Linked DNA regions of Homo sapiens: regions 2 and 3 are each linked to region 1. The links are chromatin contacts, found by Hi-C or POLR2A ChIA-PET in ENCODE. All regions are on one chromosome and are shown on one strand. The core of a region is the stretch at or near the end of the contact, and the rest is flanking DNA. Distances in the headings are between cores, read along the strand shown. Region 1 holds the start of PHYH (phytanoyl-CoA 2-hydroxylase). Region 2 holds the start of VIM-AS1 (VIM antisense RNA 1). Region 3 holds the start of TRDMT1 (tRNA aspartic acid methyltransferase 1).

Evidence for each region. Hi-C counts contacts between places; a loop is a spot of excess contacts on that map. ChIA-PET counts read pairs that join two places held with the same protein, here RNA polymerase II (POLR2A). Pooled maps may share reads with other maps.
Region 2: a map of CD8-positive, alpha-beta T cell shows a loop between it and region 1 (31-fold over the local background). The contact joins the promoter of VIM-AS1 here to the promoter of PHYH in region 1. A Hi-C loop is called at or near these places in 2 of 168 maps with a recorded cell type or tissue (CD8-positive, alpha-beta T cell and naive thymus-derived CD4-positive, alpha-beta T cell) and 7 of 50 pooled maps.
Region 3: a map of B cell shows a loop between it and region 1 (13-fold over the local background). The contact joins the promoter of TRDMT1 here to the promoter of PHYH in region 1. A Hi-C loop is called at or near these places in 1 of 168 maps with a recorded cell type or tissue (B cell). POLR2A ChIA-PET finds 5 or more read pairs at or near these places in 1 of 52 experiments (CD8-positive, alpha-beta memory T cell).

Annotation. Positions count from the first base shown.
Region 1 is chr10:13,297,874-13,301,982 of GRCh38, forward strand. It overlaps PHYH (phytanoyl-CoA 2-hydroxylase), which reads right to left and starts at 2,191. Exons shown (of 9, transcript NM_006214.4): 1 at 2,095-2,191; 2 at 314-372. The coding sequence starts at 2,169. LOC124902377 (a long non-coding RNA gene) reads left to right here and starts at 2,316. Exons shown (of 2, transcript XR_007062056.1): 1 at 2,316-2,533. RefSeq lists enhancers at 1,181-1,801, 2,378-2,517, 3,893-4,109 and a silencer at 1,778-2,197.
Region 2 is chr10:17,228,735-17,232,843 of GRCh38, forward strand. It overlaps VIM-AS1 (VIM antisense RNA 1), which reads right to left and starts at 1,251. Exons shown (of 3, transcript NR_108061.1): 1 at 611-1,251. It overlaps VIM (vimentin), which reads left to right. Exons shown (of 10, transcript NM_003380.5): 2 at 542-1,251; 3 at 1,916-1,976. The coding sequence starts at 689. RefSeq lists an enhancer at 836-925 and a silencer at 1,236-1,415.
Region 3 is chr10:17,199,981-17,204,089 of GRCh38, forward strand. It overlaps TRDMT1 (tRNA aspartic acid methyltransferase 1), which reads right to left and starts at 1,692. Exons shown (of 11, transcript NM_004412.7): 1 at 1,591-1,692. The coding sequence starts at 1,654. RefSeq lists a silencer at 1,330-1,389.

The DNA.
Region 1 (4,109 bases), core at 941-3,440:
TGCTTTAGCCCAGGAGTTCAACACCAGCCTGGGCAACATAGGAAGGGCCCGTCTCTATTAAAAATAAATAAATAAATGTCGGATTATGTATTTTCTGGTATTTTTCCTTCTTTCTGAATCTTAAAATACATACAGAAAATTAGTCGGTCTCCAAAATTTTCCACAAGTGCACTAATTAGAATAAGTCCTGGAAACAGAGGATTTGTATAATAAAATTCTAATCAGGTAACATATTATGTGGTATATCTTCATTACCACTCAAGAAACTTTTATATACATAATATATTTCAAAATCAAAACTCAAACTACTTACTGGAATTGTTGAGGATGGAAACTGGCAGAGGAAATAGTCCCTGAAGTGGGATGAGCTACCTAGGATGTGAATTAAGGCAAATAAAGTAAAATATAGAAGGCCAGGCACGGTGGCTCATGCCTGTAATTCCAGCACTTTGGGAGGCTGAGGCAGGAGGATTACTTGAGCTCAGGAGTTCGAGACCAGCCTGGCCAACATGGTGAAACCCCATCTCTACTAAAAATACAAATTAGGCCGGGGGCGGTGGCTCACGTTTGTAATCCTAGCACTTTGGGAGGCCGAGGCGGATGGATCACCTGAGGTCGGGATTTCGAGACCAGCCTGACCAATATGGTGAAACCCCATCTCTACTAAAAATACAAAAATTAGCCAGGCGTGGTGGCGTTCATTTGTAATCCCAGCTACTGGAGAGGCTAAGACAGGAGAATTGCTTGAACCTGGGAGGTGGAGATTGCAGTGAGCTGAGATCAGGCCACTGCATTCCAGCCTGGGCAACAGAGAGAGACTCCATCTCAGAAAAAAAACTACCACCACTACTACTACTACTACTACTACTACTACTACTACTACTACTACTGCTACTACTACTACTACTAATAATAATAATACAAATTACACTTGGGAGGCTGAGGCAGGGGAATGGCTTGAACCTGGGAGGCGGAGGTTGCAGTGGGCCGACATTGCAGAGTGCGGCACTGCACTCCAGCCTGACCACAGAGCAAGACTCCGTCTCAAAAATAATAATAATAATAATAATAATAATAATAATAATAATAATAACAACAATAACAACAACAACATAAATTCGCCTGGCATCGTGGCGCAACCCTGTAGTCCCAACTACTTAGGAGGCTGAGGTGGAAGGATCTCTTGAGCCCAGGAGTGAGCCGAGATCGTACCACTACTGCACTCCAGCCTGGGTGACAGAGTGAGGCCCTGTTTCAAAAAAAAAAAAAAACCAAAAAAGCAAAACCCTAGAAATTCCTTTTAAAGATCTCCTTTCTATCCGGTAACTGCAGAGAGTTGACATAGAATTGCATTGTTTCTTTAGCTTAATCGGTTACTTTCGGAATGTCACTCTCATCAATTAACATGTTATCCTTTCTTTCTCTCTGTTTCTCTCTTTTGGAACGCACTGGCCATCACGGCTCACTGTAACCCTGGACTCCTGGCCTTGGCCCCCAGAAGAGCCGAGACAACAGGCAAGGCGTGTGCCGCCGCGCCAGTCCTCACCCGCTGTCCTTCCCCAAATAGTGTCTTTATATAACTCAGTGGCAATGCCGTAGTCCAGCAGGGAGGCCGCCCTGGGCAGCGCCTGCCTGGCCAGCTCCTGCCCGGGAGGGCACCGTCCTCTCCCCTCCGGAGAGGTCCCGGTCACTGCCTGCCTGGGCCGGTTCCAGGCAGCCCTGCGCGCCTGTGCACCGTGCGCCTGTGATTGGACATCTCTGGGTCTCTGGACAGCTGCCGGGGTCACGCGCCGCCGGTGAAACGACGTCTCCACAAAGAGAGGAGCAGAGGCCCCCAGGGATCCCGGAGGGCAGGGCAACGCGGCAATTGCCCCGACCCCAGGGCGGCCGCGCGTGTCCTCGGGGGACGCAGCCTCTTCCCCGCTCCCCGGCTCCTGGAAGAGACGCGACCCAGGCGGGGACGCGGCGCTGAGCGAGGAGGCGCTGGGGCTGCGAAGCGTGCGACCCCGAGGCCTCCACCCGGACCAGGGCCACCACTCAGGCGGCGGCGCCGGCGCCGGATCCAGCCCGAGCCCCGCGCAGCCCAAAGGATACGACAGCCCCGGCCGAGGGGCGGCCGAGGTGGCCCAGAACAATCTGCAGACGGGCGGCGGCGCGAAGCTGCTCCATGGCTGCGGCGCGGGGAACCCCCACCCCTCCCGGCCTCTGCCCCATTTAGCCCAGCGGGCGGCTCCGCCTCCAGGCGCCGCCCCGGACTGGACGTAAGCGGGATTCCGGGCGGTGCCAGCTCGCGGGCCGGGCTGCTGGGGAGCCCTAGTCCGCTAGAGTCCGCGCGCCGGGCAACCGCCCGGGGCTGAAGTCCTCCCCACACCATGATCCTTCCGTCCTTTATTTTCTTTCTTTTTAAAAAGAAACAAGATCTTGCTCTGTCGCCCAGGCTGGAGTGCAGTGCGCGATCATAGCTCACTGCAGCCTTGAACTCTTGGGCTAATTTTTATTTTTTGTAGAGATGGGGTCTCGCTACGTTGCCCAGGTGGGTCTCAAACTCCCCCCGCCTCCCGTCTCGACCTCCCAAAGTGCTGGGACTACAGGCGTGAGTCATTACCCCTGCCCCGCACCCTGTTTCTGTTCCATCACCAGGACCCTCCCTGCCGCACCGAAGCTCGGGGGCCCAGTGACCAGGCCGAGGTCACACAGTGACAAGTGGCTGGGCTGGGACCTCACTCACTCTCCTAACGTCATGGCTTCCATCTGTTTAACCCTACGTGACTGCTCCTTCCACTGACAGCTGAAAGAATAAAATCTCCGATTTAAACAAAAAGTTTGCCGGGCGCGGTGGCTCACGCCTGTAATCCCAGCACTTTGGGAGGCCAAGGCAGGCGGATCACGGGGTCAGGAGTTCGAGACCAGCCTGGCCAACTTGGTGAAAACCCGTCTCTACTAAAGATACAAAAATTAGCTGAGTGTTGTGGCGCACGCCTGTAATCCCAGCTACTGGGGAGGCTGAGGCAAGAGAATCACTTGCAACCGGGAGGCGGAGGATGCAGTCAGCGAGATGGCGCCACTGCATTCCAGCCTGGGTGACAGGGCAAGACTCCGTCTCTAAACAAACAAACAAACAAACAAACAGGTTTTTAGCCGGGTGCGGTGGCTCACGCCCGTAACTCCAACACTTTGGGAGGCCGAGGCAGGAGGATCGCTTGAGCTCAGGATCGCTATAGATCGAAAGCAGCCTGGGTAACATAGTGAGAACACCTGATCTACAAAAAAATTAGCCGGGCGTCGTGGCGGGCGCCTGTAGTCCCAGCTACTCAGGAGGCTGAGGCAGGAGAACGGTGTAAACCCAGGAGGCGGACCTTGCAGTGAGCGAGATGGCGCCACCGCACTCCAGCCTGGGCGACAGAGCAAGACTCCGTCTCAAAAAAAATAAAAAATAAATCAATAAATTAAATAAATAAAAATTCCAGACATTGTATGAGGAAGCATTGCAAAACTTTCTGTTCTGTTAGCTGTTGCCTGTAGCCCCCAGTCATGTTCCCCACGCTTGCTCGATCTCTCACTAAACTTTCACGTAGACCCTTAGAGTTACAAGCCCTTAAAAGGGCCAAGAATTTCTTTTTCAGGGACCTCGGTTGCAAGTCTGCCGAAGTTCCCGGCCTAATACAGCCCTTCTTTAATCCGGTGTCTGAGTTTTGTCTGCGGCTCGTCCTGCTGCAGGAGGATCACCTGAGCCCGGGAGTTTGAAGTTGCAGTGAGCCCAGATCGTGCCTCTGCACTCCAGCCTGGGCGACAGAGTGAGGCCATGTCCAAAAAACACAAAAACAAAAAACAAACAAAACTCCAAAACATCAATGAAGTTTTGAAAATAAAAATAAAAAAATAAAAATGCTAAGATGCATCCCTAAAAGTCATATGTGCCATTCAAAAGGGGTATTTCATTTAGTGGGACTCCAGCCCAAAATATTAGAAAGTTCGGTTGGTCATAAAAAAAAAAAAAGTGAATAAAATAAATGACCTCCAGAAAAGTCTGATGCACACAGGCCAGTATGGTGTAAATTTCTTAGATAACTCCAGCATCTCTTTGTAAGATTTATTTTCCATTCCATAAC
Region 2 (4,109 bases), core at 1-2,500, 3.9 Mb after region 1:
GCGAGGCTGCGGCGAGGCCTGAGCCCTGCGTTCCTGCGCTGTGCGCGCCCCCACCCCGCGTTCCAATCTCAGGCGCTCTTTGTTTCTTTCTCCGCGACTTCAGATCTGAGGGATTCCTTACTCTTTCCTCTTCCCGCTCCTTTGCCCGCGGGTCTCCCCGCCTGACCGCAGCCCCGAGACCGCCGCGCACCTCCTCCCACGCCCCTTTGGCGTGGTGCCACCGGACCCCTCTGGTTCAGTCCCAGGCGGACCCCCCCCTCACCGCGCGACCCCGCCTTTTTCAGCACCCCAGGGTGAGCCCAGCTCAGACTATCATCCGGAAAGCCCCCAAAAGTCCCAGCCCAGCGCTGAAGTAACGGGACCATGCCCAGTCCCAGGCCCCGGAGCAGGAAGGCTCGAGGGCGCCCCCACCCCACCCGCCCACCCTCCCCGCTTCTCGCTAGGTCCCTATTGGCTGGCGCGCTCCGCGGCTGGGATGGCAGTGGGAGGGGACCCTCTTTCCTAACGGGGTTATAAAAACAGCGCCCTCGGCGGGGTCCAGTCCTCTGCCACTCTCGCTCCGAGGTCCCCGCGCCAGAGACGCAGCCGCGCTCCCACCACCCACACCCACCGCGCCCTCGTTCGCCTCTTCTCCGGGAGCCAGTCCGCGCCACCGCCGCCGCCCAGGCCATCGCCACCCTCCGCAGCCATGTCCACCAGGTCCGTGTCCTCGTCCTCCTACCGCAGGATGTTCGGCGGCCCGGGCACCGCGAGCCGGCCGAGCTCCAGCCGGAGCTACGTGACTACGTCCACCCGCACCTACAGCCTGGGCAGCGCGCTGCGCCCCAGCACCAGCCGCAGCCTCTACGCCTCGTCCCCGGGCGGCGTGTATGCCACGCGCTCCTCTGCCGTGCGCCTGCGGAGCAGCGTGCCCGGGGTGCGGCTCCTGCAGGACTCGGTGGACTTCTCGCTGGCCGACGCCATCAACACCGAGTTCAAGAACACCCGCACCAACGAGAAGGTGGAGCTGCAGGAGCTGAATGACCGCTTCGCCAACTACATCGACAAGGTGCGCTTCCTGGAGCAGCAGAATAAGATCCTGCTGGCCGAGCTCGAGCAGCTCAAGGGCCAAGGCAAGTCGCGCCTGGGGGACCTCTACGAGGAGGAGATGCGGGAGCTGCGCCGGCAGGTGGACCAGCTAACCAACGACAAAGCCCGCGTCGAGGTGGAGCGCGACAACCTGGCCGAGGACATCATGCGCCTCCGGGAGAAGTAAGGCTGCGCCCATGCAAGTAGCTGGGCCTCGGGAGGGGGCTGGAGGGAGAGGGGAACGCCCCCCCGGCCCCCGCGAGAGCTGCCACGCCCTTGGGGATGTGGCCGGGGGGAGGCCTGCCAGGGAGACAGCGGAGAGCGGGGCTGTGGCTGTGGTGGCGCAGCCCCGCCCAGAACCCAGACCTTGCAGTTCGCATTTCCTCCTCTGTCCCCACACATTGCCCAAGGACGCTCCGTTTCAAGTTACAGATTTCTTAAAACTACCACTTTGTGTGCAGTTGAAGGCCCTTGGGCACAATGAGAGCCAGTCCTCCAAACTTTCAGAAAGTTTCCTGCCCCTTCTGGCAGGCTGCCAATCACCGGGCGGGAGAAGGAAGGAGGGGAAGGCGGTGGAGGGAGCGAGACAAAGGGATGGTCCCTCGGGGGCGGGGATGGCGGGGCTGTCCTGTAGGTCTGTGCGGCCACCGTGATTGCCCCTCTGCGCGGTGCCCGAAGTCCCGCTGAAACCTGCCGAGGGCAGCAGGTCTGAAAGCTGCAGGCGCTAGTTGCGCGGAGGTGGCGCAGCTGCTCTGGAGGCGCAGAGCGAATACGTGGTGTTTGGGTGTGGCCGCCCCGCCCCTGGCGGTTTCCTCGTTCCCCTTTGGTTAATGCGCAACTGTTTCAGATTGCAGGAGGAGATGCTTCAGAGAGAGGAAGCCGAAAACACCCTGCAATCTTTCAGACAGGTTTGTAGACTCTCTTCCCACTCGCAGCCGCCTGACCCCACCCAACACAACCCACGAGCAATTCTAAAAGTTGCTTAACTCACGTCTAAAAAGTGCAAAACTTCAGGGCTGCGCGTAAAGCCCTCTAGTGGCGGGAAGACCACAGGTTGGAGCTTCTCATGATTAGAAAAATATTAATAAAACCCCTTGAGCGATTTTTTTTTTTTTTTTGAGACGGAGTCTTACTCTGTCGCCCAGGCTGGAGTGCAGTGGCGAGATCTTGGCTCACTGCATCCTCCGCCTCCCGGGTTCAAGCGATCCTTGAATGATTTCTAAGCAGTTCCTTGGGACATAAAGAAAAATCTTTTAACTTTTTACTTTGTTTCCCAAATGTTGCACAGTTTTGCAACACATTGACCTTCTGGTTTCGAACGGTTACAATTTTAGATTGTGGTTTGCCAAAGTCAAGTTGCTTAATTTTTACAAGGCCACAAAAAGCGCAATTATGCCCTGCAGTTTAAAATGGAAAACGTGTTGGAAGATAAGAAAACTTAGTTTCCAACTGGAATGGAGCCAGCAAGTTTCTTTTCTTCTTTGCAAATTCTATTGTGTCATTAAAGTTCGATGGAAGTATCACTATGCACAACTATTTTGTGATCTAATAAGGGTGAAAAGGAGCCATCTGTCCCCTTGGCTAAGGGGTATTAATGGTTTCTATGGGCTTCACTATGGAATGTAGATACAGACATTCTGGCAAATGTGGTGGCTCTGGACAGAAATAATAGGAGTCTTTGTATTCCCAGGGAAGCTTTGCAACAGGCTACATTCTTACTGAATATGTAATGATGTAAGCACGGTTCTAATTGGACACAAGTATTTGCTAACATCCGTTATCTAATATCTGGCCCAGACTTGAGAAGTAGGTAATGTAAAAAGTTTTTAAAGCTACAAGCATACCTCACATTTTAAAAGTCCTTTCTTGATTGGGTTCTTGTGTTCTTTAGCACTCTTGCCATAAAAAATAATAACAGTAATAAACCCAAGGCTGAAAAACTGAATTTTAACTAAAGGGTTTTTGTGCGTGTTTTTTTTTTTTTTCACCAAAATTAGATGGACTTACAGAATTTTTAACTTAAAATTGGAATCCAAAAGCCAGAAGATCCCCATTATAGTTTATAGTTGTATTCCCTGGAATATTTACTGGGATTAACTGCAAAGCACTCTCAGATGAATAGTGTAGTATAACATTTTGAAACTGAAATACATTTACCAAATTAATTTAACCACAGCAATGTGTGTGGTTCATTTTAGTCCTTGAGCATTTTTGATTATCATACCTGTCATGTTTTCTGCAGTGTAGTGAGTTAACATAAAACAACATCAATACAAAAGATCCTCTGTTTCGAGATTAAGCAAAATTCCTCATTCTCTTCAATGTGATAGAATACCACATTGATCTTTCTTTGGAGGTTAGTAAAATATCTTTTATGTATTTTTCAGGGCTTAACAAGTAAAAATCAATGTTTTCATCAAGTCTGATCTTTTTGTCACCCACTCTTCATTCATTTTTCCACTAAGGTGATAGAAAAGTCTCAACAGTTTAAGACCGTAAGGCTATGAACTCCAAATATAATTGCTGACAAGATAAGCAATCCTCACGCATCCTTTTGAGAGGAAATAAAATCTTAGTTGCAAGATTACATATTCTGATTTGGAATGCTGAGCTTTTTAAATGGAAATATAGAAGGACGGCTGAATCAGCAAAAATCCTTTATGTAGTTTCATTCTTTGCAAGCTTGACCAGTCATTCTGAAACAGGCTAACTGAACTGATACAGTGGCAAGTGAAAAAGACATGCCTTTACAGGATGAGTCAAAGGAGTTTTAGAAGAAAAATCCACCAGAGAAAGCCAAGCAAATACAGTTCAGAGTTACATTTCTTTTCCATTTTTTCCTGAACTGAATCTTTGGCATGCATATCCTGAATTGGGTTATTGAATATAAATCTAGCCTTGTACAATGGATGCCAGATGACTACATATTTGCTTTGGAGCCTAAGGATAAGTTTCAAAAGATTTGAGTGGAGAAGAAAAGCTAAAACTCTTGAAGCACAAGTTTCTGTTCTCCATGTACTCAAGTGTACATGAAGTTGTGA
Region 3 (4,109 bases), core at 442-2,941, 3.9 Mb after region 1:
AATACATATCCCTGATGAATATGTAGTTAAGGCACTCAAAAATCTCTGAAAAGCAATTTGCTATCCTCTCTCTCAAAAGCCTTAAAAATTCTGTTTTTCACTTAGTAACTAGCACACAGTTAAGTCTTACTGTTGAATTAATTCCAACAGTTAGTAAACATGCTTAAAGAGAAAATCGGCATTATGCTCAAGAATGTAACTGTAGCACACTGTACTTGCAAAAAAACTGAAGAATGATCTAAATATTCGACACTTAAGGAATGGCTGAATTACAGCTTATGATAAAGTACTAAGCAATTCATTAAGGAGTTTCAAGATATGGGAAAACGCGGACATTATATCACTTTAGAGAATTAACAAAGAGTAAATAGTACTAGAGTTTTGCTTTGATGCTGCTAAGTTTTAAAATGAGAAATAAAGATAGCCGGCAAACAAGTACTAAAAACTTAATGATCATTAACCTAGTCTAGAATTGAAACTCAATAAATCTGCTCAAAAAACTTATACGCTAAACCCATTAAATATTGTCTGTATCTTACAGTTACTCTTGTTACTCTTGGTCCTAAATAAGGAAGCAGGGAAGTTTCAGTTCGGTGGTTGTCTTAGTAATTTAAGAATAAACATGCACCTTCAAAGCCTGTTTGTCATTCTGTATCCCCAGCTCCTAGCACAAAATCTGGCACAGAATAGGAGCTCAATAAATAATTTTGAGTGAATATCACCAAAAGTAAAACTTTCAGTTCCAACTCAGCATGAAAGAAATCAAAAACCTCAAAATCAAAGACGTGCATAAAAGTAATAGTTTGCTTGATAATATCTCGTGATGTCGTTTTAAAGTAATAGTGATAATAATGTATAATATTTGGAGTGGTTACAATGTATCAGGCACTAACAAGCACTTGACAGACTTTAATCCTTATAATAATCATTCTCTTTTAAAACCAGGAAACAGGTTCATCACTGTTCACGAAGTAGCCCAACGTCACACTGCCACCAAGCTGGAACTCAGTTCTCTGGCATCTAAACGCAGAACTACAGAAGACACGTTTCTTTCCAACGATCAGACGTCCAAGTTCTTCAAGCTTCCTCTACCATCCTATTTAGCATTCGCAAACTTCTACCTTGAATTGTAGCTATTATCCCTTCCAAGATCCATCTCTCACCAGGGGAGCCCCTGACACTCCCTCCCTCCCCAGCTGGGAAGCCCCCCAGGATGAAGGACCGAGTCTCCATGCTTCTCGGTGGCTGCACACTTAGAATGGGGGCTTGGCACCAGGCGAGGGTCTCGCCCCTTTGATACCCTTTGAGGTTGATTTACTGCCTTGCGAATCCCGACTCCCAACTGGGCCCTTTGAGGCGCCATGTGCGGCCCCTCGAGCCAGACTCGGCGCCAGGAGAAGGGAGTCAGCGTCTGGAGGGGTGGACACGGCGGCGCGCAGGAGCTGTTTCCAGGACAACCGAGGGCCGCCCCACAGTGTCCGCCCCACAGTGTCCGCCCCTTGCGTCTCGCCGCTCCGCCCCTTCCCGGCGCGGGTGCTCCAACCAGCCCCCGTGAGCGAATAGAGAGAGGGGTGCTAGATGGACTCTCACCTCTCAGCGCGTGGTGCATGCCGCCCACGCCGCTGTATAGCTCCAGCACCCGCAGGGGCTCCATCCCCGCGCCTCAGCCGCCGCAGCCCCGGAGCTAGGCCTGCCGGTCCGTCGCTCCTCCTCCCTCCATCGCGCCGCTCCCTCAGCCTCTGGTTCCGCGGCGTTTCAGTTCCCCCGTCTCCTACCGCTCCAGGCTCAGGGCTTCAGAGGGCCTCGCGGCCTGGGGATTGGCAAGGGTCTAGAGGGGAACAAAGGACGGAAAACAATAAGGCTTCCCGAATGAATGGCAGCCACTCTGTAGCCTGATTTACGCTCCATTTCCTTCTTTGGTGTCAGGGGCCTTGATTGGAAAAGAAATCCAGAGTTCAGTAAAGGGGAGAAAACTGCCTTGGTTTCCAAGTGAATTAACACTGGTTAGAAGCCAGAAAAAAATCATTTTTCAGACAAGCTGCTTTTCTGTCACTTAGAAGCCTGAACATTCAAACATTCTTTCCACAGTGTGCCTTGTTTCCTGCCTGCCCTGGGTCAATAGAGAGAAATTAGACCAGCCTCTCCCCTAGAGAAGATTCCAGAATTATAAGTAAGGACACAAGTCCACTCGCAGCAGAGAAAGCCCTGTGTGCGTGCTGATAATACAGAGGATGTTTGTTGTGTCTATTAGTGGGGTTAATTATGTTTTAGCTTGGAAATTACACCTACATAGAATACACAGTGAATATCATGTAGGATTATTTATGGGTCTTTAAGTGCTATGGCCTTGATTCCTCAGGATGATCCAGTAACCAACTGTTAGAGGCTCATGTTGACGAAAAAAGCCAAACTCCGTAAAATGTTTGAAGAGGTTTATTCTGAGCACAAGGTGAGGACCGTGACCCATGACACAACCCCACAGGGTCCTGACAACATGTACCCAAGGTGGTTGGGCTACAGCTTGGGATTATATGGTTTTAGGGAGACATAAGGACATTAACTGGTATATGGAAGGTGTACTTAGTTTGGTCCATAAAGATGGGACAACTCAAAAAGGGGAAGGATTCCAGGTTACAGGTGGATTCAAAGATTTTCTGATTGGCAGTTGGTTGAAAGAGTTAAGTTGTGACCTAAAGACCTGGAATCAATAGAAAGGAATGTGTCTGGGTTAAGATAAGGTGGAGACCAAGGTTCTTATTATGTAGACGAAGTCTCATACGTAACAGGCTTCAGAGAGAATAATTGGCAAATGTCTCTTATCATGTGTAAAAAGATGCCAGACTCTTAGTTAAATATCTCTTGGATCAGGAAAAGACCTGGAAAGGGAAAGGGAGTCTCTATAGAATGTAGATTTTCCCCACAAGAGATGGCTGTGTAGGGCCATTTCAAAAAGTGTCAAAGAAATTTATTTTAGGGTAAAATGCTTTGATTTAGGGCCTGCTATCTTTCATGTGATGCTATACTAGAGTCATGTTGGAATTTTGGTATCTTATTGCTAAGAAGAGTCTGTTATGTCGGTATGAAGATCTCTTGTTTTAATAATAATACTGGTCAGTTGTGCCTGAACTCCAAAGAGAGGAAAGTATAATGAGGCATGTCTGACTTCCCTTTCCCAGCATGGCCTGAACTAGTTTTTCAAGTTTCTTTGGAATCCGCTTGGTGGAGGTGTTCAATCAGTCAGTTGGGGGGAGCTTAGAAATTTTGTGGGGGGAGCGGTGTTTACAGTCAATTATAAATAAAAATAATGTACCCATATGGAGGATAGAAAATGTTCCCGTTGTGAAGTGTTTTTCTCTTTGTTCCCAACACTGCCACAGGTTTTTGTTAGGGGGAACTTGGGGGTACCACTTGTAATAACAATAACTGATTTGTTAGAAATGTTGCATGCCTGCTAATGTAATGCTGTTAACAAATAAAAGTATAACCACTGCATCCAAATTATAACATTCACTGGTTCCTTTTGATGTGGTCTATGAAATTAACTTTTTAAATTGTACATGTGCATTGGCCACGTGCTTTGCTTTTTGTTAGTCACTTTCAGATAAGAAGAGGTGTATGGTAGAAAGATACCAGATAACTCAGCTTTAGCCCTGGCGTTGCCAGTTAACTGATTGTGTGACTTTGAGATGACCCTGGTTTCCTCATCTGTAAGATAAAGCAGAAGGGAACAGAAAGAGATGGATTGTTGAGGGTGTTTTAGTTCCAAGAAATGAATTCATGGCTGAATTCAAATTAGAAAAAATGAGACCTGATTTGGCAACGTGTTAATTATTTATTGAATTTGAAATATGTAGAAAGAAGACTTGTTACCTGCTTTAAGCAAATGTACTCTTAAACTAACTCAGCTTACAGAAACCATGTACACACTGACATATGTATAATGCATGAAGCAAACTTTTTAAATATTTATTACATATAGTACCAGAAATAAACATCAGTACATAAAATGTAAAGGGAACTATATAGTCACAGTGATTTATATATAGCCAAAAACCAATATATTAAACAAATCTGGAATTTTCAGCATTCGTGCTATAAATCAAAATAAA